Linked DNA regions of Mus musculus: region 2 is linked to region 1. A link is a loop called in an ENCODE intact Hi-C map of the cell type or tissue named here. Cell type or tissue: gastrocnemius. All regions are shown on one strand. Each heading gives the region's core, and the rest is flanking DNA. Links, peaks and the distances in the headings are about the cores only.

The links. Peaks named below come from ENCODE experiments on the same cell type or tissue, not always from the same donor. Only the 100,000 strongest peaks of a DNase experiment are listed, where the experiment ranks them.
Region 2: it touches region 1 in a loop (2.2-fold over the local background); 2 of 42 quality-filtered maps call a loop at or near these places.

Annotation. Positions count from the first base shown.
Region 1 is chr5:134,610,905-134,627,073 of GRCm38, forward strand. Eif4h (eukaryotic translation initiation factor 4H) reads right to left here. Exons shown (of 7, transcript NM_033561.2): 3 at 14,637-14,701; 4 at 14,462-14,558; 5 at 13,537-13,596; 6 at 11,045-11,182; 7 at 8,968-10,744. The coding sequence ends at 10,605. It overlaps Lat2 (linker for activation of T cells family, member 2), which reads right to left and starts at 4,121. Exons shown (of 13, transcript NM_020044.3): 1 at 3,985-4,121. In gastrocnemius, for the core only: a CTCF peak has its summit at 6,329 (motif pointing left); a DNase peak (open chromatin) is centred at 6,328.
Region 2 is chr5:134,363,840-134,380,008 of GRCm38, forward strand. Gtf2ird1 (general transcription factor II I repeat domain-containing 1) reads right to left here. Exons shown (of 30, transcript NM_001081464.2): 20 at 16,098-16,169; 21 at 13,055-13,238; 22 at 12,268-12,296; 23 at 63-140. Among named protein-coding and RNA genes, the nearest start is that of Gm46925, 23 kb to the left of the region's middle. In gastrocnemius, for the core only: CTCF peaks have their summits at 9,645 (motif pointing left) and 10,265 (motif pointing right); a DNase peak (open chromatin) is centred at 10,286; H3K4me3 peaks cover 517 bases; H3K27ac peaks cover 1,427 bases.

The DNA.
Region 1 (16,169 bases), core at 4,215-9,214:
TAGGGGCTGGGGGTGTGGCTCAGTGGTAGAGCCCTGCCTAGAATCCCCCAGGGAGGGGCTGGGACATGGCCTTTGCTTAGGACATTGTCTCTGTCTATCCAAAATCCTCATAAACTGAGCATACGGCTGTGACTCTCTAGCACAGTGGTTCTCAACCTGGGGGTCACGACCCCTCTGGAGGTCATTAGGGGTCAGAAATCCTGCATGTCATATTTATTACAATTCATAACAGTAGCAAAATTATAGTTGTGAAGTAGCAATGAAAATATGGTTGGGAGGTCACCACAACAGGAGGAACTGTATTAAAGGGTCACAGCATTAGAAAGGTTGAGAACCACTGCTCTAGGACCTTAAGAAACAGAGCCAGGAGGACAGGGAAATTCAGACTAGTTCTGGGTAAAGGCACAATCCTATGTATGTATGTATGCATGAATGTATGTATGTATGTATTTATCTATCTATCTATATTTTTTAAGGGAGAGAAGAATGGATGTATATGTAGAGAGAGACAGACAGGAGGAAGAGGAGATGTGAGCGAGTGATAGAAGGTGGGGAAGGGAGAGGAGATTTGGTTCCGATGTCTCACTCCCATACTCCTGTAACTCCAGCACCTGTGAGGCAGAGGCAGATCAGGAGTTCGAGACTCTGTCTCAATGGGGGAAAAACAAGAGCAGAAGGAGATGTGGGCATAACACGTGGAGGAGCAGGCTACATATAACTCAGCCCTTGCCTGCCACCGCCTACTTAGGACCCCAAGAGCAAGCCTGGTATTCTATTTGAGGCTGCAGAAGCTGCCTGCCAAGTGCTGTTTCCTCTCCAAGGGCACCCCATGCCTTCCATCCATCCTCCATCCAAGAGGTCTGGGCTACCAGAGAGTCCATGTGCTTCTAGACCTGTTATCTAGGGGTAAACAGGACCCCAGAAGCCCTCAGGCCCGGGACAGTTGGTCAGGGCATCTGTACCCTCTAACCGGCCACACAGGGGTTTGTCACGAGGCCTGTCATGGAGATGATGAATGTGGCATAGGCTCAGCCGTGTCATAGTCACGGTTCTTAGCCATGTGACACACACACAGGAAGGGACTGTCAGCGGCCTACAGCAAAGACTGAGGGGCTATGTTATTCTGCTTGGTCACATCTAAAGGCACATGTGTGGACTCCCTACTGAGCCCAGCAGGGTCTGAGGGGCTAATGAAGCAGACACACCTGACCAAGTGGAGCAGGCCAGGACTCCTAGGTGATCAAGAGGCTGAAGCAGGAATATTGTGAATTCAAAGGTCAATCCAAAGAGACTCTGCCTCAAACCATAAAGAGGCCTGGGGCATACATTTGCTTAGAGTCTCCCAGGGATGAACTTAGAATCTCCCAGTGAGGGTGTGGCTTAGTGGTAGAGTAACTGCCTAGCATCTCTCAGTATGCGGCTGTGGGCATGACTCAACAGTAGAGCACCTGCCTGCCTAGAATCGCTCAGGAAGGGATATACCCATGTTTAACTAGCAAGGGCAAGGCACTGGGGTTCCATTCCCAGCATGAGGGGGGAAAAGGTGGGGGAGGGGGTGCTGGAGAGATGGCTCAGAGGTCAAGAGCACAGATTGCTCTCCCAGGGGACCTAGATTTGATTCTTTTGACACCCACATGGCAGCTCACAACCATCTATAACTCCAGTTCCCGGGGGACTCCACCCTCTCCCAGCCTTTGTGTGCACCAGGCATGAATGTGGTACACACATGTACATGCAAGGCAAACAATCATTCACATACATTGTGGTTTGGAGACAGGGAGTCACTGTGTAGCTCTGGTGAGTCTGAAACTCACTGTGTAGACCTGGCTGGCCTGGAATTCACAGAGAATGGCCTGCATTTGTCTCCTAGGTGCCGCAATTATAGGCTTGTAGCAGCATGTTCCAACTTACATAAATATTTTAAATTAAAAAAAAAAAGACAGCCGAGTGTTGGTGGCACACGCCTTTAATCCCAGCACTAGCACTTAAGAGGCAGAGGCAGGTGAATTTCTGAGTTCGAGGCCAGCCTGGTCTACAGAGTGAGTTCCAGGACAGCCAGGGCCACACAGAAAAACCCTGTCCTGAAAAACCAAAAACGACAACAACAACAACAAAAAAAACCCATTGCTGGAGGAGGAGGAGGAGAAGGAGGAAGAGAGGGAGGGAGGGAGGGAGGGAGAAAGAGAGAGAGAGAGAGAGCACTTCTTCAATGGTAAGATGCCCACCCCTCACTCACATCCTGTAAGCAAACCTAATGAAACTCATTGGGCCACTACCCTATCCCACTCCCACTGAGAACATAATATATCAGGAGGGGATTAGTTGGGAAGAGAGCAGGGACCAGTGGGAACCGGGAAGGACAAGAGAGGTAATTTGGGGGTGAATATGACCAAGATGCATGTTGTATGGAAGTGTCACAAGCCTCTTAGTATGCATAATGAAAGCATACTGATAAAAAAAGACTGAAAGGGGCCTGGTGAGGTAGCTTGCAGGTGAGAGGTGCTTGCGACCGAGTCTGATGATCTGAATTCATCCCCAGGACCCACACGGTGCTGAGAAGTTATCTCTCAGAAGTTATTCTCTGGCCTACACCGTGCTACATGCACATCCATCCACACATGTGGTAATAAAAGAATGTATTAAAATATTGAAAAAAAAAAGGCAGGTGTGAGTACATGGGGTGCTTCCTGGACAGGGCCTGGGGCTTGCTTCTCAGTTGGGGATCCCTCTGAGCCCAAATGTTTTCTTCCTCCCAAGGAGCAAATGGAGGTTCAGAGAGGCGCATACTGTGCCACAAAGAAACACTGGAAAAGATGGAAACCCAGAGCAGGCCCGGTGAATTCCCTCTATCCTATCTGATGCTCTCTACCCTGAGAGTAGAGGCAGAGGGTGAGGGGAACAGAGGGTAGGGCTGCAGGAGGAATGGCCCAGCAGTCTCAGAAGGCCCCAAGGGGCCAGGCAGGGCTAGCTGTGGGTGTGTGGGGGACCGCCACAGCTCTGTGGCTCCGTGGGCCAAAATAGCTCAAAGGGAAGTGGGCAGTTTTCATATGAGCAAGGCTTGCTTCTGAGGACTGCATCGGAGCTTCTAACCTCAGTGGCCCTTCGTGAGTGATCACTGCGGCAGCTCGTTCTTCGGGGTAAAAAGGCCATGAGGGTCTGTTGGATGAAGTACATGACCCGTCTCACACCAGGGATGGCTTTATTCATGGGGTGCTACTCTGAGGCCTGCAGGCTTAGCTGAATAACATTTCTGTGGTTTGAGCCTTTGCGGCAGGGCCTCACAATGGAGTACTGCCTGGCCTTGAACTTAGGGTCTCCCCACCTCAGCATTCCTAATGCCCTGATGGAGGAGTGTACAGTACCCAGTCTGACCAAATAACTTGGGCCTTCAAATGAGGCGGAGAGAAGACCCTGAAGACACCTACTGGAGGCCAGCGGGCGACTGTTCACGTACATATGTGAGTATGTCTATGTACAGAGGTCTGGCAGGCCTTGTCCCTGGTCAATCTGGGCCACCTGTTCAAAGCCGGAACCAAGGAGCCCACCAACGTTACAAGGATTATCTGTCAGAAAGTACAAGCTGGCTCAGGCCTGGATGGACTTCTGGGGATAGCAACTTCCTCCTGGCTGGAACAGGGCTTGGGCACAGTTCCCCAAAGCATCCAAGTTCCATACACAGGCCTGTGGCATTAGCCAACCCTCAACGGGCGGGAGAATCTCACATCTCTGGCTCTTAGCTGGCCCTCTCCAGTCACTGGTAGTGACAGAACCACCCTAGGGGCTTCTTGGGGGGTCTCAGAGGCTAGGGGTTTGGGAAGCCAATGATAGATAAGTGGGTGCCTGGAGCCCTGCATAGGCTTTCCTTAAGGGCCACAGCACTAGGCCAGGGTGGGAGGTATCAGGTATCTCGGCTTCCGCTCCGTCTATCCCTAAGGGTCTTGTGGGGTGTAGCACAACAGGGGAGCACCCCTGGGAAAGGCTTACCTGAGGGTGAGGGCTCCTCACCATGGCCCCTTCATCTTGTGCCGCACACCTGCCCAAGCTGATGCCAACACCACTGACTCTGGTGAGCAGTGGGCAAGGCAGTTGGCTTCCTGTCACTACTGAATCATCTCCTCTACATCCGCCTCGGCCAGACTACTAGGGTGGTTAATGACAAAGTGGGTGGAGCAGAGACAGAAAAAGATGCAGAGATACAAAGCGAAGTTAAAGCTGGGCATGGTGGTGTGTGCTGTTAAATGCCTGCACTTGGGAAGCAGAAGCAGGCAGAGCTCTGAGTTTGAGGCCAGCCTGGTCTATATAAGCTAGGACAGCTACAGTGAGACCCTGTCTCAAAAAAGACTCCCTGGGTAATGGCACGTTCCACCAAGCTGGACAACTTGGAACCAGAGGAACCAGGGTTCCTATCACCAGGAACCATGAAGTGAGTGTCTAGTTGTCCTCTGATGCATATGTACATACACACAGGCTTATGTGCAGTGTGCATGTGCACACACATGCACATGTATGTGCACACACTCCTGGGGGTGGAGAGGCAATAAAAAAGAAAACAGACATAGGGAAAATGGGAAGTGAGAGATGGGCACAGGCACGGGCAGACTGAAAGCCAAGCACACACAGTACATGCCCACCACAGAGCAAGGTCACATGGAGGAGGGAGGGCTACAGTGATCGACGGGTAGAGAGTCAACCCCAGAGTTCACATGGACACAGACATGGAGAGGACGGAGTTTCGAGGGACATGTACACACTCACGCACGTGCCACAGTCAGACACCAGAGATGGGGACACACACACACAGATGCACAGGTCAGGAGAGGACCAGAAAGACAGAGAGGCAGATATGTAGACGCTGACAACCACAGGTAAGAGGAAGCTAGAATCCTTCCAGCATCCACAGGCATCTGAGAATGGGGATCAGAGAGAGAGATTAGGGCAGTGGAATCCCATAGAACAAATACTAACCGGCAGATAAAAGAGATAAGGGACAGAGGATACAGGGAGAAAGACGGGAATAAAGATGGCAGATGGAACAAAGGACCACTGTGCCAGAGACAGCTGGATAGACAAGCTGCCTCTGTGTGTGGGTGGTGGTAGTGGGTGAATGTAGAGGCCAGAAGTCAGTCTTGGTGTCTTCCACATTTTAGTTTCTTTGAGACCGAGTTTCTGTGTAGCCCTGGCTGTCTTGAGACTCACTCTGTAGAGCAGGCTGGCCTTGAACTCAGATTTATGCAGACTGTGTCATCTACTTTTTAAAAACCAAATTGTCAGCCGGGCGTGGTGGCGCACGCCTTTAATCCCAGCACTCGGGAGGCAGAGGCAAGTGGATTTCTGAGTTAGAGGCCACTATGGTGAGTTCCAGGACAGCTAGGACTATACAGAGAAACCCTGTCTCGAAAAACCAATCCAAACCAACCAAACAAAAAAACCCAAATTGTCTTTATTACATCTATTTCTTTGTACGTTAGTTCTTTTTTGTTTGTTTTGAGACAGGGTTTCTCTCTCTGTGTAGCCCTGGCTGTCCTGGAACTCACTCTGTAGACCAGGCTGGCCTTGAACTCAGAAATCTGCCTGCCTCTGCCTCCCAAGTGCTGGGATTAAAGGCGTGCGCAGGGCTGGTGAGATGGCTCAGTGGGTAAGACCACCTGACTGCTCTTCCAAAGGTCCGGAGTTCAAATCCCAGCAACCACGGTGGCTCACAACCATCGGTAATGAAATCTGACTTCCTATTCTGGAGTGTCTGAAGACAGCTACAGTGTACTTACATATAATAAATAAATAAATATAAAGAGTAAACAGTTAAAAAAAAAAAAAAAAAAGGCGTGCTGGAAACTACCTCTACCACTGAGCCATCTTGCCACCTCCTGGTTGTAATTTTTCTGTGTTTTGGGTTTCACTGTATAGTCCTGGCTGGCCTGGGAACTCACAGATCCTCCTGCTTCTTCCCAAGTGTTGGGACCATACCAAGCTTCCACCTTGACTGTTCCCTTTCACTGGCCAGAGACTCCAGAGACTCACCGAGTTAGTCCAGGCTGGCTGGTCCTGCAAGCTCCAGATAGCCATGTTCCCATGTCCCCAAAGCTAAGAGCACACGTCGTTTGTGCCCAGCTTCATTGAGAGCTGGGGATCCAAGCTCGGGTTCCTCAGGCTTTTGAGAACACTAATAACTGAGCACCCCCTCCACCCCCAGCCAAGGCCATTTCTCAGTTGGGGGTATCACTGCCTGTAGTGGGGAGGAAGGACATAGGCAGGAGGCAATCTGCTGTGAGTTTAGTGCTAGCCTGGGTGTTTCTTCCCCAGTCTGTGCCCCAAGCCTGCTGCTGCCACCCTGTGGTGAAGCAAAGTAGCACAGGCATGGGGACGATCACCAGGAGACTCAGTTGACCATTGAAATCTGTGCTGACCACAGGTAGTGCGGATGCATTCAGTTCATCAGACTTTTTTTTCCCCACGGGGTCAGGTGGGGAGGCAGAGAACCCCTAAGAGGATCATGGTTGGCCTCTTTCCCACTTGCACCTACACAGTAGCTCACAGTAGTCCAACTTCACTCAGTTCTGGAGGGACCCATTCATCTTGGATCCCTGGCACAGTCACTTGTAACCTCAGCCCCGTGCCTGCTTCTGGATTCCTTTTTAGAGATACCCCCCCCCCCCCCACACACACACAACCTACCAACACCAAAACTGGGATGTTGTTCAGTTGGTGCTCGCTTGGGTTCCATTTCTAACACAGCACAGCTAGATATGGAGGCACACCCCTGTAGTGTTCTAATTTTTCATTTTTAGACGGCCTCTTGGCTATGTAGTCCAGGATGGGCCTTGAACTTGCAGACCTCCTGTCTCAGTCCCTGGAATAGCTAGAATTACTGAAGCACTCCAAGTGTCTTGAAAGCATGTATGTCTGTGCAACACTTGTGTGCCTGGTTCTTGGTGGCCAGAGGGCATCAGACCCCTAGAAGTTATACTGCTGTGAGCTACTATGGAGGTAGCTGGAAGGTCAGCAAACGCTTTTTAACAGATGAGCCAGATTTCCAAGCCCTGAACCATGGTCTGTCGTTCTGAGACAGGGCTTCTATGTAGGCCAGGCTGCCTTTGATCCCAGAGATCTGCCTGCCTCTGCCTCCTGAGCACTGGGATTAAAAGACTCACACAGCTTCAGTAGTGAGTTTATTCTTAATTTCAATAGAATGATATGAGACTTCTACCAATCCCAAGGGCCCTTGGTGGTAGTCTGACTCCCTTCAGAGGGACACGCTGGGATAGCCACTGCTCTGCTAATCACTTAGTGCATCTCCCAGGGAATTCAGACTAACTAGGGTCCAACGGAACACTACAGCCACCCATCACAGTAAGCATCTGCTTTTACGAGTTATCCGATGTTTGAGAGCTGAAGATGCATTGGCTGTTTTCCTTGTGAGAAACTTGTGAAAGTCCACTACTTTCTGAGGAGTAAACTGTCTGTTAGGCATGCAGCAAGTCTCCTTAACCGACTAAGCCATTTCACTGTCCTGTCTTCAATTTTGTGGGTCACCTTCATAAGAATACTGCTGCTGCTCTTGAAGACAATCTGGGGTTCAAGTGCTATATACCCACCTGAGAGCTGTTAATTCTAGCTCTGGGAGATCAAATGCCCGACTACTCCATGGGCAGACCATGCACAGGGGGCATTACATGTTTATCAGGCAAAAAGCTCAAGCACACTCAATCTCTGGGCCAGCGAGACCACTCAATGAAATGGAGCATTGGCGGCTCTTGCAGAGGTCTTGGGTTTGATCCCAAGCACCCACAGGACACCAACTCCAGTTCCTTCCTTCAGCATTTGCCAGCCCTAAGTAGCACACATGGATACCCATCATCTTCTATCCATCATGGACATCCAACAATACAAAAGGTCCTGCCCCCAAAGTCATCAATATTCAGACTCTGGATCAACAGAAAGAATCCCAAAGCAAGAACATCACAGAGGGCAGTAGTGCACTTGGGAGGCAGAGGCAGGTGGATTTCTGAGTTCGAGGCCAGCCTGGTCTATACAGAGAAACCCTGTCTCGAGGGGGGCGGGGGAAGAAAAGGGCATCATAGAGGCTGGCATGTGGTGGAGTTGTAGTTTTTATGTAGCAATATAGGTCTTCTGGCCAATTCCCAGGACCAAACAAAACAAAATAGGAAATCCCACAAAAGCAGAGAAACCAGGAGCCAATTGTCTGAACTCATCTACATCACTGATGTACAGTCTAAACACTGAAAAAGATCCTTTCCATTTGGGCACTCTGCTAGGACCACAGAGGTAGTAGTAAACTAACCATGTAAGCTCCTCTCCCATTTTAGAGGCGTGGTCTCACTATGTAGGGGCCACACTATTCTTGAATTCAAGAGCCCCCGACTGTCTGCCTCCTGTATGCTGGGACTGAAGATGTGCCATATGCTCCACACAAACATCTTATGTATAAGGGTGTTTTATCTGCATAGGCACTCATAGGCTCGAATGGTCGCACCCAACCTCCTGGGCTGGAGTTACAAATGCTTGCCAACTGCCATGTAGATGCTGGGAATTGAATCTGGGTTCTCTGGAAGAGAAACTGGTGCCCTCAACTACTGAACCATCTCTAGCTTCTCGAAGCCCTCCTCTTACCAGAGCTCATACATGTGGCTAGACTGGCTGGCAAGCAAGTCCAGGTATCTTTCTGTCTCCATTTCCCGGGTGCTGGGATTATGGGTACACATGACGTTTTACATGGATGCTGGAAATGCTTACACAGTAAACACATGTCCTAGTGCCGAGATGACTAGCCTACCTCCAGTTTCTTCTTTAGAGGTTCCAAGATCAGGATTCTGCAAACTAGGTCACACAACATACTCAGTGGCAGTGTGCGCAGCAGGACCATGGTCAACACGCCAGCCTAACTCCTTGTAAATGCTTCTCTGTAGCACCCCAAGGTTCACAGCTCCCAAGTGGCCAGAAAGACAAGCATAAGTGTTATGTAAGGTTCTCTTTTATTTAAAAGATCATTCACAAAATACCATATCCATAGACTCACTTTCTGTCATAGAACTGAATGTGTTAAGTGTTTGGAATTCCATTCTTACAGTCAGCTGGGTGCCCAGCAATGTGGATGGACGGGCCTGTCTTTTCCGCATTGGAGATGGATTACATCATCTGAAAGCATCAGCTTTGATTACAACCACGCAATGCATGTCTGTCTTAAGTTAGGTATTGGTGTTACACAAATGGTTCTTATCTCAGAAGCAGAGAAGATGGCAGGCGAGGGAAGGAGTGAGAGTTCTGTAAATTGCCGAGACCTTGCAACAAAGACAATCCCGAGCCAAGGGGTAGGCTGGCAGGAAGCTGCTGGCTACCAAGCAAGCTGCACACCTCTCAGCCCCTTTCCCCAAGGCTCTAGTGGCTGGCTGACCCCTACTGCTCCAATTGGAGCAGACGGAGACTGGGTGCCAATCCTTTTCCATTGTTCACACACAACTGTTCAAGCCAAAAGCCAAACCTGGTTGATCCCCTTTGCTCTCTCTCAAGTGAGTGCTCCATACTGTCTGCGGGAGCAGGGGTCTGCCCCACAGAGGAAGCAGCACACCTAGAGGTTTCTAGACACCTAGGTACTGAGGGTCTCAACAGCTGGGTAACTGATCAGAGAAAGTGCCAGACTCTAGGCCTTGAGCTGTGGTGGCGAGCAGCCTCTTGGGCTAAGCGCCCTGGATCAGACAGACACAAGGGAAAGAGCGCAGACTCAGTGCAAAGCACAGCTGCCCGGTGCAGCTCCAGCACCACCCCTGCTTCCTACAGGCCTCAGCTGCAGGAAGCGGATTGAGCTGCAGCGGGTTGCACCCCCAAGCGGCCTCCATGGCCCAGGAAGAGCAGGGAATGAGCTTCCACTTGGTCTTAAGAGCGAGCAGGAGCAAAGCCACATGGCCACTGCCACCCAGGTCGCCACCAGTGCAGAAGGTCCAGACTCCCCTGCACCCATCTGGCCTCACTGTCTGACAGGAGCCTGCTACGGCTGATCAGGCTGCTGGGGCGGGTGATAGACCCCAAACACAGCAGCCTCTCAGGAGCAGCAGGCAGTTTCTTTGTTCTACCCCAAGGTGCATCAATTCTGCATGCTCATCCCAGCTGGACACCAACAAGTCACCACCAGCCACCTAGCTAGTGGCTCTAGCTCTTTCCCAGAAGCCACAGCAACACAGAACTCGACATGCAGGTTGGAGAGAAGCTCTGAGAAAAAGCAGAGGACAGCACGCCCGGAGTGTGGCCAGGGCGTGTAAAGGAAAGAAAGAAAGCAAAGGATGAAGCACCTCAGCCCACCTTCCACACGTGACCAACATCCACACCACGTGGGAAGGGCGGGGAGAGGGCAGGAGTGAGAGGGGAGAGAAAGAAAACAGAAAGAAAGCACAAAACAGGCACTAGATAGATATAGCAAAGCCAAGAATGTACTAGAAACCACTTGTTAACAGCTGACATGCACTCACAAGCTCTGTGTTTCCGCTGTAAGGAGGACAGTGCCAGGCGGGAATGGGGCCTGTAGGGCGACCGGCTGCCACCAGGCCGTGGTCTTGCTCCAGCTCCCCCACGCCCCATTCCCTCCCAACCTAAGCTCATTCTTGCTCCTTCTGAACCACTTCCTCTCTGGGCCTGGCTCCCCCAAAGATGGCTGAGTTGGGGTTGGCTACTTGATTGAGGGGCGTTGCCACTGTCCGAGGTTTAAGCTGCAGCCGAGGTCTCTGTGCTCGTTCCTCTGCAGACAGAAAATAACATGGATTATGTAAAACGGGCTCTGTGCCTTTGTGACAGGGCTTCACTTAGCCCAGCCTGGCCTCAAACTTGTTATGTAGCCCAGGCTAACACTGAACTCTGGATCCTCCTGCCTTTGCCCATCTCTCTCCAAGTGCCAAGATTATGAGCCATTATGATAAGACCTATCTAATTTCAAAATTGCCTTACAAATTTGATGACTGACAATCAGACTAAGATCAATGCAGGGCAAAAAGGAAGGTTTAAAGGGAGCAGACAGTGAGTCCCAAGGATGCTGCCATACCTTCTGTGGGTTCTCTGAAGTCCATGTTGGAGCCACGCAGAGGAGGGCCATCTCGAAAGCGACTCCCCATTGGAGGGCCTGCTCGCCGGTCCCCAGGGCGACTGCCCCCCCTACCCCCTAAGAAGTCATCCCTGTAGCCTAGGAAAGAAGACAGAGTCAAAAACTGTTTACACTGTCACATCAACAGAGATGCACAATGCTCTACAAATTGATTCTTCAATGTCATGTTTGTCTAGTATCTGGAAACTTTCCAAAAGTAAAGCGTACAAAACCCCCTGCATTTGCTGGGTGAGAACACATTTGGGATGGGAGCCAGGCCTTATGCCAGGGAAGCAATCTGTTAAGCCATGCCCAGCCTCTCACTGGGGAATTCAAGGCAACTATTCCATTTGTCTCTGCTGTGGCGTGGACCACACAATATCAATCAGAGAGAGTACCCAAGAATGTAGGCACCTTGCACCCACATATAAACTGCAGCTTACTCAAGAGATGCTGAATTCTGAGAAAAAAGGCTTTTCTCAGAGGCAGGATTGCTGCCAGGTTTGAGGCCAGCCAAGATCACATAGGAAGCCTGCATTAAAAACTAAAAATGGTGGTGGTGGCCAGACCAAAGCCTGTTATTCTCAGGACTTGAGTTCAGTTCCCAGTGCCCACACCACACACCAGTGGCTCACGACTGTCACCTCCAGCTCCAGGGATAAAGATGGTCTTCACGAGCTCACATGTGGTATCATGAGCTTATAATCCCATACCTGGGAGACAAGGGCTCTAGGTCCTCGGGCTTGCTGGCCAGCCAGTTAAACTCAGGCCAGTGAGACCCAGTGTCAAAAGTAAACCAAGAGGTGGCTCAGCAAGGAAAGGTGCTTGCTGCCAAGCCTGCCAACCTGACTGCAGTGCCTGTTTTCCACACAGTGCAAGGAGACTTCCTCTGAAAACTGTCACCTTACACACACACACACACACACACACACACACACACACACACACACACGCACACACACACACACACACAGAGGTTTGTGTGTATAGGGGAAGTGCCAAAAGCTTTAATCCCAGTGCTCAGGAGGAAGATGAACTGTGTTTGGGGGCCCAGGAACGCATTCAGACAAATGTCTGCAGCCTTTATTGTGTCCCTTTTACTCCTAACTTACTGCTTTCCATCCTCTGAGCACTGGGATATAGTTAATGGGTCATTTTAAGATGCCCTCTCTGACACTTGAGGGAGCTGAGCACACAAGCGGTACACAGATGCATAGCAGACAAACACCCCCACACCTAACCCATAAGGACAATGGGAAGGGCACGAAGGAGGAGACAAACTCATTTATGGACTTCTAGGAAGCATACCATGAAAACCCCGATTTCTCTTTGCAAAGTTAAGGTTAGCACACTGGCTGACTGGCTGACGTTTCTGGTAGAGGTGTGTGTGGTGCAGGACTTAGGGCCTCTCCTCATACGAGCTGCTGCTGAGCTACCTACTCCCCACTCCACTGGCACATTTTCATCTACTTTCTTCTTTGTATTTCCCTTTATTAAAAAAATTATTCAGCTGGGCGTGGTGGCACACACCTTTAATCCCAGCACTGGGGAGGCAGAGGCAGGTAGATTTCTGAGTTCGAGGTCACCCTGGTCTACAGAGTGAGTTCCAGGACAGCCAGGGCTACACAGAGAAACCCTGTTTCGAAAAAACAAAAACAAACAAACAAAAAAACTTCTTTAGAATACTGTCAAAATACTTAAATCCACATGTGTTTTGGAGGGCAACACCCCTGGCAGCCGACTCTGAGACCCAAGTGTGGTAAGACAAGGGCTCCCTCTGCATTCTTGGCCGAAACAAGGCATCTTGGGAAGGCAGTGGCCCTAGAACTGGCTATCTCCAGGACCTGAGGCCCTAACACCCCAGGAGCTGCTTCCTTGCCTGGGCTGGCTCTGAGACACATGCTTCCAGAGACCAGTGTATACATAAAATTATAGACTCACTGTGTGCTACTGTACTTTCATGAATAAGTTCATTTCTGGTTGCTAGAGGACTTGGCATTTGCATGCCTGTGCCCCTCATCTCTACTGATGCAGACATCCTCTGAACACCCTGGGTTGGCTGAAGAGGGGATGCTAAAGCAGAGCCTATCTACCCTGAAGTGAAGGAACCAGAGCTCCACGCCCTTCAAGAGGAATACCAGCCGCCAGGGTCCACACCACTGAGGGACCTGGGCACTCCTGGAGCCTCTTTGCTGTGTTACTTCTACAAACACTTCTAATTCTTTCTGTACCACATATGAAACACAAGAGTTGTCCTAGCTACAGCCCCAGCAACAGGCTCAGGGGAAAGCAGGAAGAGGGGCCTGGCCGGCCTCTCTACCAATCCTGAAGCGAAGCGTATGGCTGGAGACCTTGTGGAGAGTCTCACTGGTGGAAGGAATTCAAAGCCTGTCTAGGTTGAACATCCTGAGAAACAAGGGACGAGGGAAGAGTGGAATGTTAAATACTGATACCAGAGTTGAAGTCATCCCGGGAATCCCATCCACCTCTAGATTCTCGAGAGCCACCCATTCCTGAGGATACACACACACAAAGAGATCAAGTTGAGGGCTGTGCTCATTACTCTGTTTTCATGACACAAGCGTAATAATTTAACAAGAGGGAACCTTGATTGAGAACCTGGCCTGACTAATGTGTCCCCTGTGAGCACATCTAAGGGAACATTCTCTTGAGGGCCCAGGAAACAGTGTGTAAGTAATGCCACCTGAGGGCAGGCGAGCCTGGGCTGTCTAAGGAAGCGGACTGAGCATGTCGGCCAGGGAGCAGCATTCCCCGGTCAGTGTCCTCTGCCTCAGATCCTGCCTTAGCCTCCTTCCCTAGATGATGGACTGTAGCTCTCTTCCTCAAGATGCCTTTCCTCACACACAGCAAGAGACCCCTATCTAGGACGAGGCCATGTTGTTGTCTGTGCTGGACACTTTCATGTCAACAAGTCAGAGTCACGAGAGGAGGGAACCTCAACTACAAAAATGCCCCCATAAGACTGGGCTATAGGGCATTCTCTTCATTAGCAATTAATGTGGATGGGGCCATCCCTGGGCTAGTGGTTTGTGGTTCAATCAGAAAGCAGGCTGAGCGCAAGCCATGGGAAGCAAGTCAGTAAGCAGCACCCTCCATGGCCTCTGCATCAGCTCCTGCCTCCAGGTTCCTGCCCAGACGTCCTTCAATGGTGAGCAGTGCAGTGAAGTTTAAGCCAAATAAGCCTTTTCCTCTGAGCTGCTTGTAGTCACGGTGTTTCATCACAATAGAAACCCCAAGTCACTTCAGAAACAGGACAAAACCCAAGCTCTCAGGGACCAATGCTCAGTAAATGATGCACAGGGGTGGCAAGCAGTGTGCACACAGCAAGTTCCGTTCAGTGTTAAGACAGCTAATCACCTCTGTCATCAGGTCCACCTTTCCTGAATCCAAAGCCACCTTTATCTTGTTTTCTGCCTTCTGCAATGTCCACACGAAGTGACCGGTCACCCAAGAGCTGAGGACAAGGAAAAGACAGTTTATATATCAACAGGAACACATGGTTGTCTGGGCAAGGGAAGTTGAGGGCACTTACTGCACCGTCATAAGTCAGAGCCTCCTTCAGGGAATCCACCTCATCAAATTCTACATAGCAGAACCCTGGAAGAAAAAAACAGAAGCCACCTCATACAGTCATCCTGGACTCTAGGCCTGTCGGAATCTCATTAGTATCACTAAGCACCACAGTTGGTGGTGTCCCATTTGGGTTACAGTAGATCCCAGAACCCTCCACCCCCCAAAATCTTTTGTAACCCAGGCTGGCCCTCAAACTTGCTAAGTAACTAAGGATAACCAGAACTTCTGATCCTGTTGCCTCCATCTCCCAAATGCTGGGATTGTAGGCACATACCACCAGGCCTGGTTTATGTAATGCCAGGGACAGAATCCAAAGCAGTGACCGTGCTGGGCAAGCACTGTACCAGCTAAGCCACATTGCAAGCTGTTAGCTCTATTCCATCAGGTAGAGAATGCTAACTCAATGGGCACTGGAACTTATTTCTTCTTACAGTTACTCACTTCCCTTCTTGCAGGGCTGGGGATGAAGAACCTCATGTATATTACTAAGGGAAGTGCTCAGCCACAGAGCCAACCTTGCCCACAGCCTTAAGATGCTTTTACTTCAATTGTAAAGCCTTTCCGGGACCACTGCAGAGCTGTGATCTCATTGAATGTAATCTAACTGGTAAGCAGACTTCAGATCCAAATGAATACCTACGAAGCTTTGAAGAAAGGGACCACCAATGTCTAAATTCCTACTTATCAAATTTGTTCCAAAACTACAAAATATCCTTAGCAACAGGATCAAGTTCTCTGATGTCAACAGGCTAGAGGTGTGTGTTTTTAACAACCACACCCCCAACATGATTCTGACCCTGTCTTTCCTGTGGTGTCTGAGTTAAATACTGCAGAGCCATGTGCTCATCACGCTGTACCCTGTGTCCCTTCTCATGGGTCATGCTGTCAGAGGCAATGACAGCACAGCCACGCACCTTACCCTCTAAAGCTAACTCAACAAAATAATCCAAGATACAGACCCCAAGACATCCCATACTGATGTAGTCTGAAGCTAGGTTGCGCCCTTAAGCCTATGCACATTAGGTCGGCCAGTGCTTTTTAGCATGCTGCCTGCGACTCCTTACACCTGTGTTTCCTACCCCGTTTGTTATACAGCACGCCCAGCTGCAGGGTCTGAAGCAAAGCCGCACTGAGGAAAGCGGCACTCACACGTCTGCTTCTGGCCTGCCTTCTACTCTGAACTTCTCTTGGACGCACAGGGTAAGTTGAATGAACCCAGGACCATGCACTTGGGTCTGGGAGGCAGGATTTTCTTATCTACCTTTCCCATCCTTGGCCTATTTGGACAACATTGTTCAGGCAGTGGCTGTATGTGAAACGAACTAGCCTTCTCAAACAGGCTGCTTCCAAAGGGAGCCTGGCACACTGAGGCTACTCTCTGATTTCATAACAATTACCAGGAAGCTACCAATAAAAATGACACAGTGAGGGAGAAGTCCTTTTATAAAAAAGTTATTTTCAGAACTGAAGAGATGGCTCACTAAGAGCATGT
Region 2 (16,169 bases), core at 7,274-12,273, 240 kb before region 1:
TTAGCCATCAGGGTCGCGAGCGCTACCCAGTAGATCCACCCTGGCCACTTGGGAGTACTGACCGTATTTCTCATTGAAGAGCTCCTTCACCTGCTCTCGGAGGATCACCTTCTCCCCCAGTCTGTTGGCATCATCCTCATCTGTAGGGAGACAACGGCCTGCTGTGTAGCCTCTGCAGGACTGCCTTCTCTAGTATAGCTGCTGTGCTCTCATAAGTCACTACGCCATCCACGTACTTGTTCACTTCTGCTCCCATTCATCTGTGGACACACCCACCCATTCCCTCGGCCCCCCATTCACCCATCAGCCCGCCATTCATCTTTCTATCCACCTGAGTTTCCAAAGCAGCACCCCCATCATAGCCCAGGCATACAGCACCCAAGCAGGGCCACCAGGGGCAATCAGTCATAACCCAGGATCAAGTGTGACATGTGGGACGCTCAGGAGGTGACACCAGGCATCACCCAGGAGACTGGAACCCTTGCTTTTTTGTTCTGCATTCATGTTTTCATTTCTCCAAGACAGGGTCTTATGCTGCTGCCTGTGCTGGCCTTGTACGCAATCATCCTATGATAGTCTTCTGAGTGTTGGGGTTAGGGGATGTTCCACCGTGTCCTGCTTGGGTCACTGAGTTACAGTTCAGCTCACTTTTGTTTTACAAGATGAATTTTGAAGTGACATGGTTGCCCCTGGATAGAGTCTGTACTTCTAGTTTCTTTTCTATGTATGTATGTATGTATGTATGTATGTATGTATGCATGCATGCATGTATCTGTCTGTCTGTTTGCCTCTGCTTCCCAGTGCTGGGTTTAAAGGTGTTCATGCCCAGTTTAGATCTTATTTATTTATATATATACATCCTATGTGTGCAGTGCCTGAAGAGGCCAAAGGAGGGCGATGGGTCCCCTGGAGCTGGCCTCATAGGAGGTTGTCCTCTGACCCGCACGCATTCAGTTGCACAAGCACCCATGCCCCCCCCCCACATATCCATACACAACAGCTGAGAACTACCAAAAAATTCTTACCATCCACTGTTCAAATTTCCCGTCACCTCAAGAAATTCTATTTTGTGTGTTTCATTTCTTAGATACCTGAAATCAGTTCCCTTAAATCCGAAAAGCACATGTCTGTCTGTCTGTCTTCAAGACAGGGTTTCTCTGTGTAGCCCTGGCTGTCCTGGAACTCACTCTGTAGACCAGGCTGGCCTTGAACTCAGAAATCCGCCTGCCTCTGCCTCCCCAGTGCTAGGATTATAGGTGTGAGCCATCAGTGTCCAGCTGGACTCACTTTGTAAACCAGGCAATCCTCAAATTCATAGACATCGTCTGCCTCTGCTGGCACGCCACCCAGCTGCACAGGTCCTCTTTTGGTGTGGGGTAGGGAAATCCTGCTTGAATGTAGCCCAGGCTGGTCTTGCACTCACTATGTAGCCAAGGATGACCTTGACCTCCTGATGACTCTCCTGCCTTAGCTTCCTGAATGCTGGGAACTGAATCCAGGCCTTCATGCAAGTCAAGCGTTCTACCAACTAAGCTATATCTTGGCCCTACCCCACTCCCATTACTTTTTGCTGTTGTTATCTGAGACCCTTGGCCTCCCACAGTGCTTGTGTTACAGACACTGCAGCTTGGCACATCCTGGTTTTTGGTCTCTTTTCTGAGGGGCTCTCCACCTTAGAAGCTGTCATCTTACTCTTTCAAGTCCACCATGTTAGCTTTAAGGAATATGCCTGCATGCACGTACTCGGGCATACACACACAAACACACACAAACACACACACAGGCCTGGCATATGAAATCAGCCAGATGTTTACATGGGACCAACACACCTGGTTTGGGAGCCAGGCTGGGGCTGCTACACTGCCCAATCTCAGGGTGAGGTTCAAGGGCCTGGAATGACTTGGGTCTTTCCTCACCTGAGTGGAACAGGCTCTGCCTCCTGCAGGAAACAGGGGCTACTCTCAAGAGTATTTGTGGTAAGGAGGGTCAGAAAGTTACAGGGGAAAAAAAATATTCTTCTTCCCGCCTACAGCTTGCATACTACCTCCCTTTTATGGCTAGCACGATTGAATACAAGAACTAAGAACAACCACTGCCAAGTTCAAGTTCACTGTGTTGTTTTCCAGCTGGGCCTCAATCCCATGAGCCTCCTGCCTCAGCTTTCCTGGTGCTGGGCGTGTTCCTCCAGAAGTTTTTGTTGTTGTTGTTTAGTTAATTTATTTTGTTTGTGTGCATATATCCACGCATGTGGACCAAGGTAGGCAAAAGACAACTGATAGGGCTTTTATTTTTTGTTTGTGTTTCTCTGTGTTGCCTTGGCTGACCTGGAACTCTGTGGATCAGACTGGCCTTGAACTCTCAGAGGCCCGCCTGCCTCTGCCTTCCCAGCACTGGGATTACAGGCATGTGTCACCAGGCTTGTCTCTCAGACAGAGCCGCACCAAGTAACTCTGGCTATTCTCCAGTTTGCTACACTTGGCTGGCCTGGAACTCACAGCCAGCCACCTACCTCTGCCTCCTGTGTGCTGAATGACATGTGTGCCACCACACTAGACTCAGAGGACAACCTGTGGGGGTTTGTTTCGTCTTATAGACCACGTGGGTCCCAGGGATTAAACTCAGTTTGTCCAGTTTGGAGTCCTGTGCCTCTAGCTGAGCCAAGCCCAGGGTGTTATTTTTCTTTAAGTCTCTCTCCATCTTCCTTCTTTTCCTTCCTTCCTCCCCCCCTTCCTTCCTTCCTTCCTTCCTTCCTTCCTTCCTTCCTTCCTTCCTTCCTTCCTTCCATCCACTTAGTTTGTTTTGAGCCAGAGTCTCAAACACCTCACTACTTGAGTTCAGTATATAAGCCAAAGATGATCTCAAAAGGTGGCCTGATCTTGTCTGGACTGCCGAGTGCTAGGGACTGCAGATGCGTGCCACCATGCTTAGCTCATAATTTGTTCAAACAGCGGCACAGACAGAGACCCCTGCGTCTGCGCCCCTGGGACCCTTCTGACCTGGCTGCCAGGTGTCCTGTTGCAGTCTCCTTGGTCTGGTGGTTTTCCCAGCTTCATGTCCTGTAGTGAGAATTTTGGTTTCTTAAAAAAAAAAAAATGCAGAAATATTGTAAGAATGTGTTTTTATTTTAGTCCCATGTGTGGGAGATGAGACTGCTTCAGACTGTCCATAGTGGTTGACTGTGATTTGTCTAGTGCTCTGGCAGGGGCAATGTTTTGTCAGGTGCGGATGGTTTCTGGTAAGTATGTGATGTTTGAAAATCTGGTGCCTTTTTAGAGGATATAAATGCTAGGGTCCCCGAGAGAGTAGGTTGCTGTTGGTGGGCTCTTGGTTGGTTGCTGTCGATTAAGTAGCCGTGCTCGAAGAAGAAACAAGAGGAAATTAGATATCCTGATGGAGCAAACCTGCCCCCAAGGAAATCTACACTCCTGATCAGCCGGAAGTAGTCTAAAGATATCAGGTCCCTTCCCTGCCCCTGACTTCATTAGATGACTCCCCCACCCCCCCAAATGTTAGGGTGTTGAAAGGGTGGAAGAGGAAGGATAAAAAAGAACCCACAAAGCAGCCAATAGTCTGGCTGTGGTGTTCCTATCCCCACTAATTACCTTGTCACCTAAGCTTTCCTCAACACCCTGCAAAGCCCCGAGTGTCCAGCAATCAGAGTCCCACCTTTGCCCACCCCTACTGTTCTCGTGGGCCGATGTCACACTGACTCAAATGAAGGTGTCGGTTGCTCTTATCGACTTGGGTGGTTTTCAGAGGTTAACTTTGTGTGTGTGTGTGTGTGTGTTTGTATATTTACACCTTTATATCAATGAAGCCCTTCCTCAGGACGCTTACTTTTTTGAGAGAGTCTCTCGTTTGGAACTGGCCAAGCAGGCTAGGCAGGCTGCCCCGCGTATCCACTTGTTTCTCCCTGGGAGCTGGGAGTGTAAGTGGATGCCATCGAGTCTGGTCCTTTTCTCTATGGCTTTGCGGACTTAGCCATCCCAAGTCCCTCTGCTTCATACATTTACGAAAGGGTTTCTGGAATCTTATTGAAAAGTCTGAGGCTCCCTCAACCTCATGGATAGCAGAGCCTCTTTTTTACTTTTCTTTTTTTTTAAATGATCCTGAGAACATGGGGTGCAGGACATGAAATCTCTTGTTTGATCTTTTTTGAGACAGGATTTCTCTGTGTAGCCCTGGCTGTCCTAGAACTCACTCTGTAGATAATGCCTGTCTCTGCCTCTTGAACGCCTGCACTAAAGTCATGGGCCACTATGCCCAGCTAGGACTTGCGATCTTTATTCCATCCAGGGGTAGGGTAGGCTACAGTGGCTCTGGCTGAGTCTCCATAGACTAGGTCAGGGCTTCCCAGACACTTGGCTCCATGACTCCTTTCGGAATAAAGAGAGAAGCATAGCCCCAGATCTGGGCCCAGCAGTGGGGCATCTGCCCAGAGACCTCCCTGCCCCACCCCGGCAGAGGCCAGTGCATCTCAGGAAGACAGAAAGGCAGTCATTACCAGAGCCAAACTGACAGAAAGCACAGGTAATGACTGGGAGGGAGGAAGTGTGACTGACGCTGGGATTGTAGCATCTTTAGACGCCAAGAAAGGACAGTATTATTTTGAGCTCTGAAGACCAAGACCGAGCTAGAAGGGTAGAGAAGGAAGAAGGCAGGGACTGGAGGACTGGGGCCAGGGAAATATTCCTCAGGCCTTGGGGAATAGAATGCAGAAAGGCGGGGAGGTAGTAAGTCAACCTACCTAAAACTGTAGATTGTTAAGGTAGGCTTATCCAAGACTAGAGATAGTAAGTTAACTTATCTATGATCATCCACAGTGAGCTAACTTACCCAAGATTACAGACCCACCTTATCCAAAATTGAAGATCATAGTTAACTTATCTAATAGCACAGCTCAGAAATGGCAAAGTTAGATCCTAAAGGGGCAAAAGAGACTTCCTGTTCTTCTAATGCCTCCTTCCTTGCTCCCTGATTATCAACAGCAACCCTAGACTGGCACCCTGGCCTATGTCAGGTTCCCTGTCCTTACTTTTGAGGTGACAGGAGACAGCGCTGAGAGGCCTTCAGCACCATCAACCGGGCCTTTTGCTACCTAGATGTGGCCAGCAGGCCCGTCCCCTCCACCGCGCATTCCAAACTGGGCCTCAAACAATGCTAGAGACATGGAAAAGCCACTTTCCTCAGGTAAATCACTGTGGGAAAAGTTTAGAACATCGTAAGTTTGCCAGGCAGTGGTGGTGGTGGCGCACGCCTTTAACCCCAGGAGACAGAGAGGCAGGCACATCTCTGAGTTCGAGGCCAGCCTGGCCTACAGGGTGAGGTCCAGGACAGCCAGGGCTACACAGAGAAACCCTGTCTCAACAAACAAACAAACAAACAAACAACCCAACCTCAAAACATAACCCACAAAGCCAAAACACCAAAGGAAAAGAAAGAAAGAAAGTGAGAGAAAGAAAGAGGGAGGGCTGGAGAGATGGCTCCGTGGTTAAGAATACCAGCTGCTCTTCCAGAGGTCCTGAATTCAATTCCCAGCAACCACATGGTGGCTCACAACCATCAGTAATGGGATGTGATTTCACCTGGCATGTAGGCATATCTACTGACAGAACACTCTCTTATTTAAAATAAATACATAAATAAATTTAAAAGAAAAAAATATATATACACAAGTAAAATTTAGCTGCAGGACCACTGGTTGACAGCTGTTGACTTAGCCATGAGCCTCTCACCAGGATAAGCCTGATTCTGCTGGGCAGGCAGGGTGACCTTGCTTAGCAGCTAGCTAGCTACTGTGATCTGTCTTGAGGTAAGTGTGACAATATTTTTACACCGTAAACCTCCTCATTTGCTCCAAAATGTCTAAAAATTGCAGTTTCCGTCTCTGTAAAACACATCTAATTGCCCAAGGTGTAATTCAAGGGTGGGAACCTGAAAGCAACTCCGAGACAAAAGCAGGTGAAAGACAGCGCGAGGATAGCTTAGCCTCCATAAAGCCACGGAGATGTCTGTCCTGGGATGCTTTCCCTTTGGGAATACAATATTATTAAAGAAATTAATATTTTCCCCCTTGCTCTCTGTATGATTGGAGTGAATTCTCACGGGTGGGGTGGGGGTGGGGCCATAACATTTGCCATAACAGTTTCTCAAAAACTGAACTTAACCTGGGAAGGCGATTGTGGGGTGTCCTAGATTAAACTGGGGCTGTTGGGAATGTGGCTGTAGCTCCCTGGGGTGCTCAGGTTTCTGGGCAGCAGGGAGCCAGCACAAAGACCTGCCAGATCTTCAGCTGTAAGATCTAATCCAGGCTGCAGAACCAGCCAGCCCTCTGGGCCTCTGGCTGAGACCTGTCTGGCCTTGATGCTCAAAAGAGCTGAACCCGGCTTGCTGGGGTCACATAGGAAGCTGGCAGCTCTGCTCTACCTGTGGGGACCCTACTTTTCCCTGACAGTGCACTGAAGCTGTACTCTATTATCAGTGAGGCTCCTGATATGTGTCTGTGTGTGCCAAGTGTCTGTGGGAGCTTATGGTGGCTAGAAGTGGGCATCTGATCCTCTGGCACTGGAGTCACGGGCAACTGGGAGCCACCTCTGAGCCATCTCTCAGGTCCCTAGGATTCAGTTTTGAGGCAAGGTCTCTTACAGCCCAGACCAGCCTCAAACTTACTATGTAGCGGAAGCTGGCCTTGAACTACTCCCAGAGGCTGGGAGTGCAGAGGCACATCATTAGATCTGGCAGGGGAGAATGACTGGCTGTTTGAAAGTCATAAGTGGGCAGCCGAGGGAGGAGGATTCTGTCAGGTATTGTGCCGTGGGGACGGTTCTTCCCATCCTCCTTTGCAGCAAGCCACGTAAGAATATTCTCTTTTCTAAGTGACTACCTAACCTCAGCTTGAATGCCTCTAGTGACAGGGAGCTCACTACGTACAAAGCTTCTCCCCTGCCCCAGGCTTCTCAGACCCAGGCTTTCAGATTATTTTCAAACTTTTTTTTTTTAAAACCACCTTCCTCATCAGCCACCCCACCCCTTCTAGATCTTAATCCCCCCTCCCGCCTCCCTGGCTCAGCCCTCTGTAGACCTTCCTAGTTCTGTTTTTGGCTCCAGCTTTACTTTCTGTAGGCCACCTGCCCCAGGTGGAAGCTGGTCACCATAGCTACCACTGGAACATTCAAATCTGACATCATTTGGAAGACAAAGCTCTGAGCCCTGAACATAAAACTTAAACCACATCAAACCTGGTGGAATGGCTCTGTGATCCTAGTTACCAGGTGGGGAAGATTGTAAATTCAAGGCTAGAAGATTGTAAATTCAAGGGCTACTTAGTGACACATTGTCAAAGACAGCCAGAGCTGGGCGGTGATGGCTCACACCCTTTAGTCCCAGCACTTGAGAGGCAGAGGCAGGTGGATCTCTAAGTTCAAAGCCAGTCTGGTCTACAGATCAAGTTCTGTGACAGTCTGGGTTACACACAGAGAAACTCTGTCTCAAATGAAAAAACAAACAACAAAAGACAGACAGACAGACAAACAGAAATAAAGAACTCAAGCTGGCTAGGGATGTAATTCTATTGGTAGAGCACTTGCCTAGCATGTATGAAGCCCTGGGTTTCATCCCCAGCACTGCACAAAATGGCATGGTGCGCACACTTACAAAGCCAGCACTTTGGAAGTAGAGCGGAGGCTGGAGAGTCAAGAGTTCAAGGCCAGCCTGGGATACCTGAGACATTTTGTTTCAAACAACCAAAATGAAACAAACACAAGATCTGGAAGTCCAGTTTGTGGCTGTCTCTTCACTCAGCCTGGCAAATGTCACCTCCCTAGGCTGAGAGAGCTACCCTTGCCTCCAGATGCGAGTCTGGCTTGTCACAGCAGAGAGCGACTTCACCCACCTGCAGGTCACCACTGTGTGAACTTGCAGAGACTAATTTGCACTCATTTTTGGAGGATTTCAACTGTGCACGCTGCTCATGTGTGCATTCAGGCCTTGCCTTCCTCTTCTCTCTCCACAATACTTATTAACCCTTTCCTCAGCATCCACATTGTTCCAGTGATTCCTCTGGGATTATGTTCCCAAGTCTTTCCCCACAGGGACCTTCCAGGCACAAGGGACTGCACCTGGTCCCATCACCTTTCTTTGACATAAACTAACTCAAATGAGACAACACCTCCATCAGAAGACCTGTGGCCATTTTCTTAATTAGTGATTGATGGGGGAGGGCCCAGCCCCACTGTGGGTGGAGCCATGCCCAGCAGGTAGTTGTGAGGTGTATTCAAAAGCAGGCTGAGCCAGCAGGGCGGGTGTGTGTGTAGGGGTTGTAAGGGCAGTAACCAGTGTTCCTCCAGGTTCCTGCCCTGTCTTCCTTCAGTGATGGAGTGTGACCTAGGAATTAAAAGCTGAAACAACCCCTTCCTGCTCTAAGGTGGTTTTGATCATAGTGTTTATCAGAGCAACAGAAACCCTCAGACAAGAGTGGACTAGTTTGACAGAAGATAACACACATCCGAAATCCCAGCGCCAGGAGGTGGAGACAAGGGATCCTAAATTTAAGATGATTCTCAGCAGCCGGGCGTGGTGGCGCACACCTTTAGTCCCAGCATTCGGGATGCAGAGGAAGGCACATTTCTGAGTTCGAGGCCAGCCTGGTCTACAAAGTGAGTTCTAGGACAGCCAGGGCTACACAGAGAAACCCTGTCTCGAAAAACCAAACCAAACCAAACCAAAAACCAAAAACAAACCAAAAACAAAAAACCAGATGATTCTCAGCTAAACTCCACCAAGTTCCAGGTTGGCCTGGTCTACTTCACAAAAAAGAACCTTTTTCTTTTTCAAGGAAGAAACTGGGGGACTGGAGAGATTAAGGGCTCAGAGGTTAAGAGTACCGACTGTTTTTCCAGAGCCCCTGAGTTCAATTCTCAGCAACCACATGGTGGCTCTAATCATCTGTAATGGGATCTGATGCCCTCTTCTGGTGTGTCTGAAGACAGCCACAGTGTACTCGAATACATTAAATACATAAATAGATAAATAAATATTTTTTTAAAAAAGAAGAAACTGGGCTTGGGGTGGGGGTAGAGAGATGGCTCAGTGGTTCAAGAGCGATGGTTGCTCTTGCAAAAGAACAAGGTTCGGTTCCCAGCATTCATTGTGGCTTACAACCACCTACATCTCTAGTTCTCTGGCCTCCACAGACACCAGGCACACATGGTGCGCATAAACACGTGCAGGTGAAACAAACAGATAAAGAATCCCCCCCCCCCCAAAACACAGCAGCAATAACCACAACAGACAAAAGCTGAGTGGGTAAAGTGTTTAGCTTGGAAACATAAGATCTGAGCCCCACATCCTCTGTAAAAGCAGGGCCTGAAGCCAGCCAAGTAGCTCAGATGGTAAAAACACCTTCCTGCCTCTAAGGTTGAAGACCTGGGTGTATACATACACACACACACACACATACACACACTATGTAGTAATTCTTTTTTTTTTTTTAAAGCAAGGCTTAGGGCTGGAGAGATGGCTCAGTGGTTTAGAATGCTCACTGTTCTTTGAGAGGACCTGAGTTCAGTTCTCAGGGCCTGTGCCAGGCAGCTCAAAACTGAAACTCCAGCAGCAGGGGATCTGGTGACATCTTCTGGTCTCTAAAGGAATTGCACTCACAAACAATTCTTTTCCCTACCTCTCCCCCACCCCCTCGATTAAAAGTTATGAACGATAGTGTGAAATTGTAATCCCATCACCAGAGAGGCAGATACAGAAGGATGCCTGGGACTAGTTGGTCAGCCTAGCTTCAGGCCAGTGAGAGATACTATCTTTAAAAAAATAAAATAAAATAAAAATAATAATACATTTAATAGGGCAGCTCCACAGGACCAACATCTAGGGTTGCTCTCTGGCCTCTGTACATAAACACACACACACACACACACATACACACACACAGAGGCACACTCCCCCCACTCACGCACACACTCACTCAAAATTCTAAAACCAGATGCTAGTGGCTCATGACTTTAATCCTAGTACTCTGGAGCCAGAGACAAGCAGATCTCTATAAGTTCAAGACCAGCCTGGTAAACAGAACAAGTTCCAAGAAAGCCAGGGTTACACAGAAAAACCCTGTCTAGAAAAAACATAACGAACATAAGTAAAAAATCCTAATATCAAACCCTATCCATCAAGTAAATAAACCAGTTTAAACTGGGAATTTGTAAAAAAGGGAGGTTACAGATAGGACCATAGGACCCATGTCATTGCACCTAGTGGTCAGGAGGGGGCGACAGAGAGACACTCAGCAGAATCAGATTTAGCACATTAAGGTACAACTTAGCTCCTGCAAGTAGGGAAGTCTTTTCCTTTCAAATCTCAGCCAGGCTAGGCAAATGCTCTGTGACTTCGAGAAATTTCCTTCAACTCTCTTGAGTCTATGTTTCCTCCTGGGAGAAGGTAACCGATCCCAGAGTGGTGGCCCACTACTGTAACTTCAACGCTCTGGAAGCTGAGGCAGAAAGGCCACAAATTTGAGGCCAGTCTGGGATACATATCAGGACGCTGTCCCCAAAACGAGTGCGTTTGGAGGCCAGGGAGAGCCATGGGGGCTGTAGGGGGATTGGCTGACTTATATACTGGGTTCCTACCGAGGCTGGAGGTCTAGCCATACTTCCTGGACCCCAGAGGGACAGGAGCAGAAGCACCCAGCAGTGACATCAGCTTAGATAATCACTTGTGTCAGGGGTGGCAACTGGCTAGGGTCTGACTTTAGGCTATCATCAGCCAGGGTCCAAGAGGCCCATGTTTACAAACTAACTCAAGAGCTGGGGTGGAGGGCAGACAGGCTGAGCTAGGGTCAGTCCCAAAGAAGGGACTTTCTGGATCTCTCATTGGTGGAAAGGCAGCCCTCTGTGTTCACAAGTACTGCCTTGTCCCCAGCTTCCTTCCTGAGGAAGTACTCATTTCCCTCATGGTCTGACTGCCAGCTCTGGTCCAGCCTCTGGTCCCACCCAGGGCTCTCTCCACAGTGGGCACCAGGATCCTAGAGTCCACCCAGTTAGCTGCTGCAGCAGGTAAAAATGAGGCCAGGGGCTTCTTTTGTTTGTTTTGTTTACTTTTTTTTTTCAAGATGGGGTCTTGGGGGCTAAGGATATACTTGATTTGATAGGTTCTTGTCTAGAGTGCATAAAGCCCTGGTTCCAGCCCCAGTACCTCATAAACCAGGCTTGGTGAAATACACGAAATCTTAGCAAGCTTGATTTAGCCATGCCCCCAGCCCCTCACTGGGGGATTCTAGGCAGGGGCTCTACCACTGAGCCACACCCCCAGCCCCTCCCTGGGGGATTCTAGGCAGGGGCTCTACCACTGAGCCACGCCCCCAGCCCCTCACTGGGGGATTCTAGGCAGGGGCTCTACCACTGAGCCACGCCCCCAGCCCCTCACTGGGGGATTCTAGGCAGGGGCTCTACCACTGAGCCACTCACCAGCCTTTCACTGGGGATTCCAGAGGAGCTCTCTAGCTTTTGTTTTTTGAAACAATGTTTCTCTGTGTAGCGCCAGGCTGTCCTAGAATTCATTTTGTAGACAAGCAAACCTCAAATTCTGCCTCCCAGGTGGGCCACTATGCTCAGCTTTTTTTCTTTTGTTCATTTGAGATGGTCTCTCACTGACCTGGAGCTAACTTGCTGAATAGACCAGGCAGGCTGCTCAGTGAGCCCTAGCAATTTGCAAAGCTCCACCTCCTCCAAACAGGATTACAAACTGCACCACAAAGCACAGCTGTGTTTTCTCCCCCCCCCCCATCCCATCCACCCCTACACAGATTTTTTTAAATGTGGGTTCCTGGGATTAAACTCAGGTTCTCTTGTTTGCACAGCAAATACTTTATAGACTATGTTATCTTCCTAGCTCCCCAATGCCTCACATATTACCACCAAGCTCCCTGTACCCTATGACAACATTCAAATACATTTGCCATCAATTTTCCCCATTTCCTGAGTTAGCCAGGTCTCCCGGAGGTCATGGGACTGACTGGGTGAAGCCCGTGGTTCCAATGTTATCTCAACGGGGTCTCTGGGTCTTAAGACCAGGGATTCTGCAGCCTTTCTCCATCAACCGGAGGCAGACGCAAAGGGAGTTGCAGGAACAGCAGGGTAGTACCCTGGTCCTGCGCCTGAGCCAGGCAGGTGTCTCCCATGAAGGTTTTGAATTTCCAGAACTGTGCACAAACCCCCACCCCTAATACCAAGTACCTCCCAAACCCCCAGAAGTACCACTTACCAGGCTTTGGGATAAGTCCTTGGAATGGCCTGGAAGGGAAACAGAAGTGAGCTTCAGGGGAAAGGGATGGGGACGAGGTTACCACCAGGTAGATGATGATACTAGCTTGCCAAGGGATTGGTAACAAAAGCCCAGGGTCCTTTTCAGACACTAGCATTCAATGTTTGACTCTTTGAGAGGTCTCATGGAGCCCAGCCTAGCCTTGAATCCTGATGTTCTAGCCAAGGCTGACTCTGAAAGTCTGCTCCTCCTGCTTCTACCGCCTGAGCGCTGAGGTTACAGGTATGCACCACTACTCCTGGTTTATGAGAGCTGGGGATGGGACTCAGGACTTCGTGTGTCCTAGACACGCCATGAAACCAACCAGGCCACTTCCCTAGCTTTTGTTTTTGTTTTAAAGAAAGGGTCTAATTATGAAGGCTGGGCATAACTTTATGGTTATGAAGGTTAACCCATAACCTTCCTGCCTCTGCTTCCTGTGTGCTGGGATTCGAGGCCTGTTTTGGGATCTGTACCGTGTGAGCATGTGCACGGGGGGTGGGGGAGAGAAGTAGTCTTGTTTATGTGCACACATGCATGCCAAAGGTCGCCTTCCAGAATCTTCCTTCATCAGTCTACTTTTCTTTGTTTCCTTTTTGAGCAAAGGTTTTTTTTCACCAAACACGGAGCAAGTCATTTAGCGCGACTGGCTAGCTGTAGTCCCTCTCCAACACCCCCTACTATAGGAACTTCTGGAGCCAGCTCCCAATCCCAGCCAGGCTAGTCTGAGCTCTTCCTCATCAAATACCTGGTGACCGTGAACTTGATCTTGTCAGCCACAGAGAGAATCCTTTCCAGGTTCTGGGAGCCAAAGGTGCAGGGTTTGCGGAATGGGATCCCGGGGGGTAGGCCTTCAATGATTACCGAGCCTGGGTTGCTTTTGATTCTCTTGTAGGGCACCTGCACTGGGTATTTGATGCCCAGAGCTTCACCTGGATAGGAGAGAGGCAGTTGTACCAGTCAGGAGCAAGAGGCCGAACAGACGGGGCAGGAGGAGTCTGGGGGCTTCTCTCCCAGAGGGCTGAGGATCTTTGTGGAAGATGGGAGAAGTTGTACGTGAACAGGACTTGGAGATCAATAATATGTGTACTGTGCAGAGTTGCTGGTGGGAATCCACGCTGGATGGGCCTCGAATACATGGCTCCTGATACTGGGTTAGGCAATGCTTAATGTTTCTCAGCCTCTCGGCTGTACCGCTGGGCCTCCCAGATGGAAACATAAGCTCTTCCCCGGACTGAGGTATTCAGCTTCAGGGTCAGTCTTAGGAATGTGACCCAGGGAATGAATGGGCGTGCTCTACCCAGCAGGGAAGAAGGTAGGCAAAGGCTGCCAGGGTGCTGACTGGATCCCAGGGGCCACTGTCTACCTGGTCTCAGGTCCCTTCCCCTTTTCCTTTCTCTCCATTTCTTCTGAGACAGGGTCTTATTATGTAGCCTTGGCTGGCTTGGGACTTCCTATGTAGACCAGGCTAGCCTCAAACAGAGATCTACCAGCCTCTGCCTCTTAGTTTTGGGATTAAAGGCATATGCCTAGCTCCTCTATGTACAAAGTCTTTTAATTAATTAATTAACTAATTAATTAATTAAATGTGTATGGGTCTTTGGTCTGCCTGTATGTCTGTGCACCATGTGCATGGCCTGGTGATTTCAGAGTCCAGAAAGGGACACCAGTTCCCCTGAGACAAGAGTTACAAATGGTTGTGAGCCACCAAGCGGATGATGAAAACCAAACGAAGCCAATGCTAATGGCTGAGCTATCTCTCCATCCTCACCAGAATGTCTCTCTTTTTTAAAAAAGAGTTATTTATTTATGTGAGTACACTGTCACTGTCTTCAGACACACCAGAGAGCATCAGATCCCATCAGAGATGGTTGTGAGCCACCGTGTGGTTGCTGGGAGTTGAACTCAGGACCTCCGGGAGAGCAGTCTCTCCAGCCCCTCACCCTCACCAGCAATTCTTAAGTTTTGTTTGAGACAGGGTCTCATGTAGCTCAGGCTGACTTCCAACATACTATGTAGCTGAGGATGGCTTTGAATTCCTTCCTTTCTTCCTTCTTGGTTAAAGGTGTGCACCATTAGGGGCTGGAGAGATGGCTCAGCGGTTAGGAGCACTGCCTGCTCTTCCAGAGGTCTTGAGTTCAATTCCCAGTAGCCACATAATGCCTCACAACCATCTGTAATGGGATCCGATGCCCTCTTCTAGTGTTCTGAAGACAGCTGCAGTGTATGCGTATACAGAAAATAAGTAAATCTCAAAAAAATAAATAAATAAAAATAAAAAAGGGTGTGTGCCACCACCTCCCAGCTGGTTTTGAACAACATCTTCTTCTTCTTCTTCTTCTTCTTCTTCTTCTTCTTCTTCTTCTTCTTCTTCTTCTTCTTCTTCTTCTTCTTCTTCTTCTTCTTCCTCTTCCTCTTCCTCTTCCTCTCCTCCTTCTCCTTCTCCCTTCTCCCTTCTCCCTTCTTCTTCTCCTTTTTGGTTTTTCGAGACAGGGTTTCTCTGTATAGCCCTAGCTGTCCTGGAACTCACTTTGTAGACCAGGCTGGCCTCGAACTCAGAAATGGCCTGCCTCTGTCTCCTGAGTGCTGGGATTAAAGGCGTGCTCCACCATGCCCAACGGTTTTGAACTTCTGATCCACCTGCCTCTATCTCCTGAGTGTCATGACGACAGGTGTCTGCCATCATACCCAGTTTATGTGGTGTCAAGAATGGAGCCCAGGGGGCTGGTGAGATGGCTCAGTGGGTAAGAGCACCTGACTGCTCTCCGAAGGTCTGAAGTTCAAATCCCAGCAACCACATGGTGGCTCACAACCATCTGTAACAAGATCTGACTCCCTCTTCTGGAGTGTCTGAAGACAGCTACAGTGTACTTACATATAATAAATAAATAAATCTTAAAAAAAAATGCATGCATACATACATACATACATAATACATACATAATGTTTAAAAAAAAAAAAAAGAATGGAGCCCAGGGCTCCACACATGCTCAGCAAACAGTTTATCAATGGAGCCACCCCAGCCTCTATTAAAGAGTTTTAAATGACATCTTCATGTGTGTGTGTGAGTGTGTGAGAGTGTGTGTGCGTGAGTGTGTGTGCGCGCGCGCGTGTGCATGAGCACCTGCATGTGCACATCCCGCGGTGCATATAGTAGAGGCAAGAGGGAGAGTGATATTGCAGAAGTTGGCTTTTTCCTTTCACTACGTGGGGTCCAGGAATCGAACTCTGGTCATCAGGCTTGGCACTAAACACCTATACCCTGCGAGCCACCTCATCAGCTAGCATCTACCTAAACACGTTCTCTATTTGTCTCTGAACAAAATCTTACTCTGTAGTTCATGCTGGGCCTGGAACTCAGAACAATCCTTCTATCTCAGCCAAGTGATGAGGTTACAGGAACACAGCACCAACCACATCCCACACGGGGCCTGTTTTCTGTGACCCCCCATGCCCTCAGTGCTTGGCACATAATAGATGCTCAAGAAATACGAGAGAGCTAGTGGGATGACTCGGCGCACCAAGGTGGTTGCCATCAAACCTGGCACATTGAATGTGATTCCCAGGCCCCACATGGTGGAAGGAAGGAAGGAAGCAGCTTCTCATGTCTGTCCACACTATGATGGGGAATGTACGCACCCACACACATGCCTGTCCACAGAATAAATACGTTAAAAAAAACAAGCGAAGAAATACCTAAAATACACATCAACTTCCTTGCCAAGCGTGAAGTTGGCACTGGCAGGAAGCTGCCCACCTCTCCCTCCATCTGACCCCCGCCTGTAACTCACCGTATTTCTTGTTAAACAGGTCTTGGACTTGTTCCCTAAGCGTGTTGGCGATGTCGATCCGCGAGAGTCTGG